2 separate regions of the Homo sapiens genome follow, and region 2 is linked to region 1. A link is an interaction called in ENCODE POLR2A ChIA-PET data of the cell type or tissue named here. Cell type or tissue: K562. All regions are shown on one strand.

Region 1 (5,000 bases):
ACCTGTCATCAAAGGAGATGAAGATGAATCCCCCTTCAGCCCCCACACCTCAATGAGTTGTCAAGTACTCTCCCTCCCACTTGAATAGGAAGCAGGAGCAGCAGGCCAGGTTGCAGGTTGAGGAAGTCAGAAGTTAACTTGAGCTGAGTTTGCAGCTCTGGAGAGATTGAGGAGCAGACTTTTCTCTTGTCACTTTGGAAGGAGAGGATTGTGAGGCTGCCCCTTTAAATAGCATTCCCGTAGGAGGCAGATCACATCCATCCGTCACCTACTGCCAAAGCATCATTTTTGGTTTCTATCAAACTCAAAGCTTGTTGGAAAGGATTGTGGGGTTAGGGGAGTGAGGAGGCAGAGCCTCCTAGGGGTAGGGGGCAGTTTAGAAGCTGAAAAGGAGAGGAATGAGAAGGAGCCTGGGAAAGGTGGGGGATGAGGACAAGAGGAAAAGACAGGGAGAGAATAGTTGTCTTTTGAGCCTCAGAGTGGAACAAGTATACCCAATTCTTATCTGTTTAGAGACGCAGCAAGGTAGAAATGGGATTGTATTGCAACAAGAGGAATGAGGTTGAGACTAAACACCAGGACTGGTGACTAAAGAAAGTGAAAGGAGCCACAGAGTGAAAAAGGCTGATAGACTTGGCTCTGGTTTTATCACTTACTCTCTGTGAGACCCTATAATTTTTCTGGGTTAGTTTAGTTCTCATTTATTTTTATTTTTACTTTTTCCATCAAACTGTGTTGTCTATGAAGTTTTCCCATTTATTAAATGAAGGGAATTAGAGTGGATGAACTCTAATGTCTCTTTCACGAATAACTTTGTGTGTGTGTGCGTGTGTGTGTGTGTGTGTGTGTGTGTGTGTGAATTAGCCTTAAAATGAATCAGGAGCAGGGGGTCTTGGGAGAGCAGGATGTGACACTGTGTTAACAAGAAATGTTGAGAGAGCCCTCTGGATGTATGTCTTGCCTCTTTCCCACCTATTCTAGTTTAAAGACCTGCCTAAATTTGGAAACTCCTTAGCTCTAATCCTAATTTACTAATTAGAGCTCTTTAGCACCATCCTAATTTGCAATTCTTTTGTAGTTTCCAGCCCATTTCATTTTCAGTTGATAAGGAGGAGATTGCTCCCAAATTTTCAGAAATGGACTGTGTAGGAGTGTGACTAGGGTCTCAGATGCAGCCATTTCTTGGCTGGGTCTGGGGAAAAGCCAAGGGATGTGTGCTAAAGGTAGATGGACAGAGGGTGGGAAGTCCCTTATTATTTCCACTTTTTTCTCCATCTCTGACTCTGCCATCTCTTTCTGCCTCTGTACTTTCTGGGAGCTGGTTCTGCTGATACTTCTGCTGAATCTAAATGCTGACCTAACTTGGCAATTCTTTTATGTTAGGAGTCTTAGCTGTGACAGTTCATCCGCTTCTTCGCCCTTCCATTTCACTTCTTTTCTCCTTCTCTGACTGGGAGAGGAGGAGCCTCCACTCAGTATTTAGAACAGAGTAAATACCTTCTCCTGATCACTCCTCCTTCCAACCTCCAGAATTTTTTGAAATTAAAATTCACATTCTGGGATCCTGGATTAGTGGCCTGTTTTGGATTCAGTAGTTAGTGAATATATCTCCACTTTCTGTTGACATAGGAGTTTCCCCAATGCCAAAGCAGGTGGTCATTAAGGGAGAGAACAATATGGAGCAAGAGAGGTGGTTCCTGCAAGAGTCCTAGGTAGGACTCGGTTGGATGGAGGAGGCTTTGCCCTTTTACAAGGTCTTGAGTTCAAATTCCAGTTCACTCCTTCCACAAATGTTTATTAACCAGCTAGGCTGTTTTGTGCTGGGCCTTTAGCTCCTAGATTTCTTTCTCTGAAGACAGAACAGAAAAAATGAGCTGGAAGTGCTTCAGGAGGGGTTTTGATATCAGGAATGCTTTCCTGGCTGTGTAGAGTTATTACCTAGTCAAAGAAGAAGATGTTAAGCTGGGTGCGGTGGCTCACACCTGTAATCCCACCACTTTGGGAGGCCGACGTGGGCGGATCACGAGGTCAGGAGTTGGAGACCAGCCTGGCCAATATAGTGAAACCCCATCTCTACTAAAAAATACAAAAATTAGCCGGCGTGGTGGCCCGCGCCTGTAGTCCCAGCTACTCCAGGAGGCTGAGGCAGGAGAATCGCTGGAACTGGGGAGGCAGAGGTTGCAGTGAGCCGAGATCGCGCCACTGCACTGCAGCCTGGGCGACACAGACTCCTTCTCAAAAAAAAAAAAAAAAAAAAAAAAAAAAAAAAAGATGCCTGCTCTGGAGAGCTTTGAACTTGGAAGAAATTCCTATCTGCTAGGCGGGCAGGCAGAAGTACCATGGAGAAGGCCACAGTCTTGGAGACAGGTGGGGAAGATCAAGCTGAGGGACCCGAGGCCAAGTGTGGGATGCCATCACAGCTCAGGGCACACCCTGAACTTTTCCAAGACAGGAGCACAGGTGGGGTCTGGTCCGACTGGGTTCCGAGTCCAGATCTAGCAGGGAAAGATGTGTGCTCATCCCCTACCCCGCACTCAGACATGGGACACGCAGGCAGCTAGGCACACGTGGATACATGGAACCACAACCACATACACAGAAACTCAAAACACACGGAGAGAACCCACACAACCACCCACACCGAAGTCCAGCCCGCCGCCTCCGCTGCACTCTGTAAACACGCACTCACATCCGCCAGTACAGGGCACACGCAGCCACTCGTCCCCGGCGCCTGTGTGCGTGCGCTCGCCCTTGGGCGCTTCTGTCTGTGTGTGCCCCCGGCTTCCAATCGTTCCTTTGGGAGGGGGAGGAGTGGCTGTGAGGAGTGAGAGACTGGCGGGCAGGCTGAGGAGAAGGGAGGGAGAGCAGAGGGAGGGGGGAACCCGGCCGGGGGAGGAGGAGAGAGGCGAGGAGGCGGCTCTGGCAGCGCGCGGCGGCGGCGGCGGTAGCGGCAGCAGCAGCGGCGGTGCGGAGAGCTTGGACTGGGAGCCCAAAGCTCGGCTGGGCAGCGGGAGAGGAGGAGCCGCAGGAGCTGCAGCTCTGCCAGCTTGGGCCGAGCCTAGAGACACCGGCCTGGCTGGTCCACGCCAGCCGCAGGTGGGAAGGGCCTGGGATGGGGGGTGAGGGTCTCTCGGCTGGGGCTGAAGCTGAGCCGAGGTGCTGTCTCCTCCTTCTGTTCCGTAGACCGTGGCTGAGCATGGAGCTGTCCCCCCGCAGTCCTCCGGAGATGCTGGAGGAGTCGGATTGCCCGTCACCCCTGGAGCTGAAGTCAGCCCCCAGCAAGAAGATGTGGATTAAGCTTCGGTCTCTGTAAGTCCCCGGCCCGGGAATGGGGGGAAGGGACCTTAGGGAGCCTGAGCGGGAGGAGGAGGGGGGATAACTGGAGCAGGGCTGTGGGCTGGTAGATTCTCTTTGGCACAGATGTTGGCAGGTGCGAGGAAGCACGGCCCTGACACGCGTGGCCAGGCCACATGTGCAAGGCATGTGCGGAGCAAGCTGGCCAGTTGGAGCGGGCTTAGGAGTTGCAAAGGTAACGATGTGCCTGTGCCTGTGGACCCCAGGCTGACACACGCAGCGCCTAGAGGCAGCACAGTATATGCAGTGTGGCAGGGCTGCAGGAGGGCAGTAGAGGTGCCAGGCTGACTCACACATATCCATGTGCAGAGTTGTGCAGATGTGAGCCACATGACATGTGTGTGCATGAGTGAGCGTGGGTCACAGAGGTATGTGGAGTGATTGCACACAGCTGTAGATCTACTGCATGGGAATACTTGTGCCAACCTGTGGGTCATATGTATCTCAGTTGGGATTGGTAGTTTCTGCCTCATGCACAGGAAGTGGGGTGGGGGTTACCCCATGCCTGAGCTGCTCATCTCTTGGGGCCTGGAAACTCACTCTATGTATTAATGATGAGGGGACCCACGTGGAATCTGGAGGGGGGGTTGGAGCCCCCACCTGGAAGCTGAAGGAGGTGATGATGGTGAAGAAATATTGATTGACAAAGGCAAGGTAACTGGCTTAATCAGAGGCTTTTTGTTTATATAGGGTCTTCCAGGATCTCCAAGCACATTTGGGCATCTTTTCCTATTGTTGCAGTACCAGGGCATGTGGGGAGGAATAAATGGGGGAAGGAAGAACTCAGGTATCTGATACTCCAGTCCCAGGGGAGGAAAGGAACTTTTCCCCTGCTCCTTAGAAAAAAAAGAGGATTGGGTCAAAGACAAGCCATGCACCATGTTTATCTCCCAGTCAGCTGCTGCCATTGGGAAATCTCCGCAGTCTGTTGATTCTTAATCAGGGAACAAGAGAAGATGTCCCTCTCTCCGAGATGAATCCATGGCCCCAGGAAAGAGGAAACAGATAGGAGACTATGGATGTTTAGAGAGGAAACACAGTAAACATAGCCCTGAACCCAGTTCCTCCTCAATGTTCTCCATAGTGAGCACCGAAGCTTTCTATTTCTGGGTTCTGGGAGAGGGAGAGATGGGGGTAGGGGATGGATAGATGCTTATGTTGTATTGTTCTTTAAATACTTCACCTATGGTGATAAGATGACACCTTTTTATGGCAGATGGGTCTGATTTATACACTAGCTACTTGGAGAGGCGTTAGGGAGAACTGAGGCATAGTGGGCAACAAGGCTTGGAATCCAAATGTACTTCTCAGTCCTCCTCCTTGGCTGCCTCTGGCCAATCCAATTTGCTGGGCTCTATGAAGCACAGCCTTGGAATGAGTTCTGGGATGAAGAAATGGAAAACCAGATTGAACTGATTTTTGTTGGGAGGAGCACTGTGTGATTCTTGATAGAAAATGACGCTGCGTTAATGGTAAATGAGCTGGGGAAAGGGGCAGATAAGGAAGTAGTTGAAAGGTAAAGAAGGGCCCCAGGTCCATAAATGGGAGAATTCAGGATGGCTCCCCTAACACTAGTGGCTCATCATACTTACCTTGCCTGTATTCCAGGTAACAGGGCCCTGCGAAAGAGTGGGTATTACTAGTTT
Region 2 (5,000 bases), 100 kb after region 1:
TCCTGGTAAGTTAACCAGAATATGAAGTCAGTTCCCAGTTTGCCCTTCATATAGGGGAGGGAGGCCAGTGGTGTGGATAATCCAGAGAAGTGGAGAATCCAAAGGTGCTTCTCTCTGCCTCAGAATCCCTTCCTGCGGACTTGTGTTTTCTTCGAAATGGCAGAAAGTCCTGGAGATGTGGGTTTATGACTCGATTTTGTTGTTTACTAGCTGTGTGGCCTTCAGAGAGGCAATTTACCTGCCCCACTTCAATTGTTTTTCTTTCTTCTTTTATTTTATGGTAATATTTAAGGTGTAACATGAAGTTTTGATATACATGTATTTAGTGAAATGGTTACTATAATCAAGCAAATGAACACATCCATGATTTTACATAATTAGCCTTTTGTGTGTGTGTCTCTCTGTATGTGTGTGTGTGTGTGTGTGTGTATGTGTAAGAGCACCCAAAATCTGCTCTTCCAGCAAAAATCCCAAATTCAATACAGTATTATTGACTCCAGCTCTTGTGTTCCACTTCAGCTGTTTTGCATTTGATGGTGAGAAATGATCATTTTAATCCTACAGGTTTCGTGTGAGGAATACATGTGTCAAAACTGGTCAGCTCCCTCCTCCATCTATTCCAGACCCAAGCTGGGGAGCTGAGGATAACTTGGAACCTTAGTTTCTGCTCCTCACAAAGCCAGTTACTTCCTTGAGATGTCTTCTCTCCACGGAGTGGAGCCTGCCCTTGCCCTGTTCCTGGGACCTTGGTGAAAATGGACTGAGATTTGTTTCCTGAGGTGCTCTGTCTGTGCCAGACACCGTGTTGGACCCAGACAGATAAAGATGAGTAGACTGTGGTCTTGCCTTGAGGGGATACACAGTAGGCAAGGATCTCAGACAGATGAAGGGACAATTGATGGTAGCAGGGGACTCTGTCCTGGTAGACAAAGCATGCTCTTCCTAGCCTATGGGATTGAAGCAAAGTTGTGCTCCACCACTTAGAGGCTGAATGATTTTGGCATGTCACATAATCTCTCTGACTCTCATCTCCACAGTGTGACCCAGGGTACTTGTGAAATTCGAACAGGAATAGCTCAGATCCACTTTCTGGGTCAACTTTCTGGGGCTCTTCCCTGTTCTCTGGATGTCTACCTCTCACCTCCATGGGAACTCAGTCCATCTGAGCTCTCACCATCTCTCCTGTTGTGTGGTTCATTGTGAGACTTTCTTGGCTTTTTTCCTTCAACATACAGACATCTTAAAAATAAGCAAAATGTTCCCTTTATACTCTCCCTATCTAGCTTCTTTCCAATCCTTCTGCAACCAAGCTTTTTGAAAACAACTCCATTTTTTTTTTGGCCTCAACATCCGTGTTTTGCTTTATGTTCTTATCACCCTGTAATGTTTGCACCACCATCCCTGGAACCGAGATACATCCTTGCCAAGGTACTCGGATACAGTCGCCACTTTTCAGCCTTTATCTTATCTGATCTCGGTGGGCTCTGACACTGTTAGAGCCACTCATCTTTTGAGGTGCTGGGGTTTTCTTTCTTTCTCTCCTTTTTTGGGCCACCCTTCAGTCCCACTTTGACTCACCTTGCCTGCCCCTTTGATATTCTCCAGTGTTCTATTCTTAGCCTTTTTCTTCTCTCCTCTTACAAACTCTCCTGTGTGACTCATTCTTGGAGTCACACTTCCTGGCTCCCACATCTTCATTCCGGCCCAGACCTCTCTCCTGAACACTAATATCCACTAATGGATGGGCAGTAATGCACTGATGAACCCTAGGGGTTGCAACTGGCCTCACCTACGTTCCCCACATCTTCCCCATCACCTGCTCCTCCTCCTGCACCATTTTCCATTCTGATTAACAGTATTGACATTCACCCAGTTATCTAAATAGAGATCTGAGAGTAATTTTACATTTTTCCTCCTCTTGGCCCCCTATGTACAAGGACACCGGGGTCTATGAAGTTCTGCCTCTTTGTCAATCCCAGGGCTCTGGCTCAGAAGCCTCTGCCTGGGGGCCTTGCCATTTTTTATGTTCACTGAAGAAACAGCTTCACAAATGGTTTTCCCTCTGACAGTCTCAAGTTCAAACTCCCAGCTGTCTAAGTGATTTATAGTAGACAAACTATGTGCAGAGCACACACCATCTTTCATGAGCTGGCTTCTGTCCGTCCCTTCAGTTTCAACCCTTCTCATTCCCTCATCAAGACTCTGCCTCAGTCACATTAAATTTCTTTCAGTTTCTTGCATAGATTTAATTTTTTCTTGCTTCTGCCTCTTCACGTATTTTCCTCCGTGTATTGTCTTTAATGCCCTCCTACGATTAGATGACAGAGCTTTTTCCTACTCATCCTTTAAGATTCAGATCAGAAATACCTTCTTCCTGGAAGATTTTCTTTTTTTCTTTTCTTTTTTCTTGAGACGGAGTCACGCTCTGTCACCAGGCTGGAGTGCAGTGGTGCAATCTCAGCTCATTGCAACCTCCGCCTCCCAGGTTCAAGCGATTCTCCTGCCTCAGCCTCTCAAGTAGCTGGGACTACAGGCACCCACCACCACCCCTGGCTAATTTTTGTAGTTTTAGTAGAGATGGGGTTTCACCATGTTGGCCAGGATGGTCTTGATGGTCTCGATGTCTTGACCTCGTGATCCGCTCACCTCGGCTCCCAAAGTGCTGCAGTTACAGGCTTGAGCCAGTGGGCCCAGCCCCTGGAAGATTTTCTGGGCATTCTTCTTGTCTTCCTTCCTCTCCCCACCAAAGTGAAGTCAGAGTTCTGGGCTATGCACTTCCACCAGCCCCTTGCTCTTCTCTTTATCTGTGCATCACCTCGATGGTATTGGGATTGTCTGTTTAGTGCTTGGTTTTCCACACTAGACTTCAGCTGTGCAGTGCAGGACCATGTTTAATTTGTCTGTGCACCCCAGCCCCAGTGAGGATGCCAGACACACAGTTAGAATGCAGTAACTTTTGGTGAAGTGCAGCTAGAAACCTACAAGTGAGTGGGGCTAGAAACCTTCAGAATTTGGGCAAGAGATGTGGACTGGTGGATAAAGCTTAGATTAGACTAATAACATTAATCTGTTGGAAAGAGATATGCCAAGCTGCTTTTTAAGAAACTATTTAATATTTGTTTGTAGTTTTTTTCTTTGAGGTAAAACTTACATACAATGAAACTATACAATGAAACATACATATTAACTGTATTTTTTCGTCTTGTCAAATGCATCTACTGATGTAACCCAGACTCCAATCAAGATATGAAGCATTACCAGTAACCCAGAAAATTTCCTCCTGCCTTTTCCCAGGTGATACCTGCCCCAGCTCCTAGAGGCAAGCTGAACTGCTTTTTAAATACACTCTTTTTTTATTTTAAGAGACAGGATCTTGCTCTGTGATCCAGGCTGGAGTGTAGAGATGCCATCATAGCTCACTGCACCCTCAAACTTCTGGGCTCAAGCGATCCTCTCGCTTCAGTTTCTCAATTTAATGCACTCATTGCTGGAATATCTGTGGGGTTTATTCAACCCTAGCTTGATAGCTTTCTTTCTCTGTCTTGTAATGTGGGCTTATGCCTGTAGAAACCTGACAATTCAGGCCATAGAAGCATCCTTGGGTCAGGAAAGAGAGCTTGCATGTTTTCAAAGGTGTGGAGAGTCTCTTTGGTGTTCCGTGGTGAAAAGAGTCAGCACTGGGCCTTCAATTTTCATGCACTTCATCGAGTGATTCCCCAGGAAGGGCCCAGAAGAAAGATTAAGATATGGGGAATACTTGCCTTTGGACAGAATCCGTTTCTGTTTAACTGATGTCTTCCAGCTGGTTCCTCAGAAAGAAAAGGTCAGGTAGGTTCAGAAGTCCAGTGTGGGAATAATGTGGTTAAGAGTTGGGAGTCAGGAGGTGAATTAAGTCTAATATCAAAGGTGGGCAGTGGAGATCTGTGCAGGGCAAGGAGAATTCAGAGAAAGGTAGGCAGGGGCTTCATTCATTTTGCAGGTACTGGGTACTGGCATCTGAGGGATAAGTATGAGTTGGTATCCACCCTCATGGAGCTCATAGTCTCGGCTTGGAAATAAAGTTATGCTAAATAATTCGATATTAATATGACCCATAAAGGAGTACCTAGAAGGGAAAAATGAAGGTCTGAAGCAGTTCAGGGATGTTGAGAAGAGGGGAAACGTTAGAGGAAGCACTCAGGGGCATTATGGTCAGGAAAGTGAGGGAGAGGAAGTGCTCCATTCCTGAAGATCTGAAATCAAGTGAGTGATAGGGCCGGAGATGGAGAGGCTTGAGTATGGGGAGGGCACATGTGTGTGCATGTGTGTGCGTGTGTGTGTGTGTGTGCGCACGCACATTTGAGTGGGAGGTACATGAAGGCAGAGGGCGATGCTCCCTTCTCAGTAGGAACGTCATCTCGGACAGATCATTACACAGCCCTCAGGAACAGTTCTTGCTATTTGCACAAGTATTTTCCAGGAGGAGATTCCAGGAGGAGGAACCTCAGGGTTCTGCAATCAGCACTGCCAAGGAGCAGTTTCTCGGTACTCCTCCTTGCCTCCCTTCCCTACCTGGGCCTCAGGAAAGAAAGGAGGAGGTACTCCCAGGAATTGTGGGGAGGGAGCAGAGGCCTGTAAGGTAAATACCTTTTTTCCCCCAACACTTAAAAAAGATGCTTTTCATGAATTTAAAACAAGTCTGTAATATTCATTACCAAGCTTAGCCTGTTACTCATTATGGAGAGGGAGGCATGGGATGGGAATGGGGGCAGGGATGGTACCCAGAAGACTGCAATTCCTTTTCTCCTGGATGTGGTTAAAGAAAAACACTCCAGTTCTCTGGCTTCCTTGAGGGGGCAATTGTCCGTGGACACCTGGTTGTAGACCCTGGTGCTTGCTGGGGTGCTAATCTGCCCCTTCTCCTGTTCTGCATGTTCTTCCCCTGTTCTTCATTCTTCCCTATCTGGGTACAGTGTCCTATCCTAGACAGTGGGGTGGGGAATGTGGAACACAGAGGGAGG

The links. Peaks named below come from ENCODE experiments on the same cell type or tissue, not always from the same donor. Only the 100,000 strongest peaks of a DNase experiment are listed, where the experiment ranks them.
Region 2: POLR2A ChIA-PET joins it to region 1 with 9 read pairs; 2 of 35 experiments call an interaction of 5 or more read pairs at or near these places.

What each region holds. Positions count from the first base shown.
Region 1 is chr12:54,546,677-54,551,676 of GRCh38, forward strand. It overlaps NCKAP1L (NCK associated protein 1 like), which reads left to right. Exons shown (of 31, transcript NM_005337.5): 31 at 1-1,567. It overlaps PDE1B (phosphodiesterase 1B), which reads left to right and starts at 2,925. Exons shown (of 16, transcript NM_000924.4): 1 at 2,925-3,096; 2 at 3,184-3,309. The coding sequence starts at 3,197. RefSeq lists enhancers at 1-327, 3,475-4,103 and a silencer at 2,850-2,909. In K562, no CTCF peak of the experiment used is centred here; a DNase peak (open chromatin) is centred at 2,855; H3K4me3 peaks cover 482 bases; H3K27me3 peaks cover 2,164 bases.
Region 2 is chr12:54,648,974-54,653,973 of GRCh38, forward strand. No RefSeq gene overlaps it. Among named protein-coding and RNA genes, the nearest start is that of DCD, 3.1 kb to the left of the region's middle. In K562, no CTCF peak of the experiment used is centred here; no DNase peak of the experiment used is centred here; H3K27me3 peaks cover 395 bases.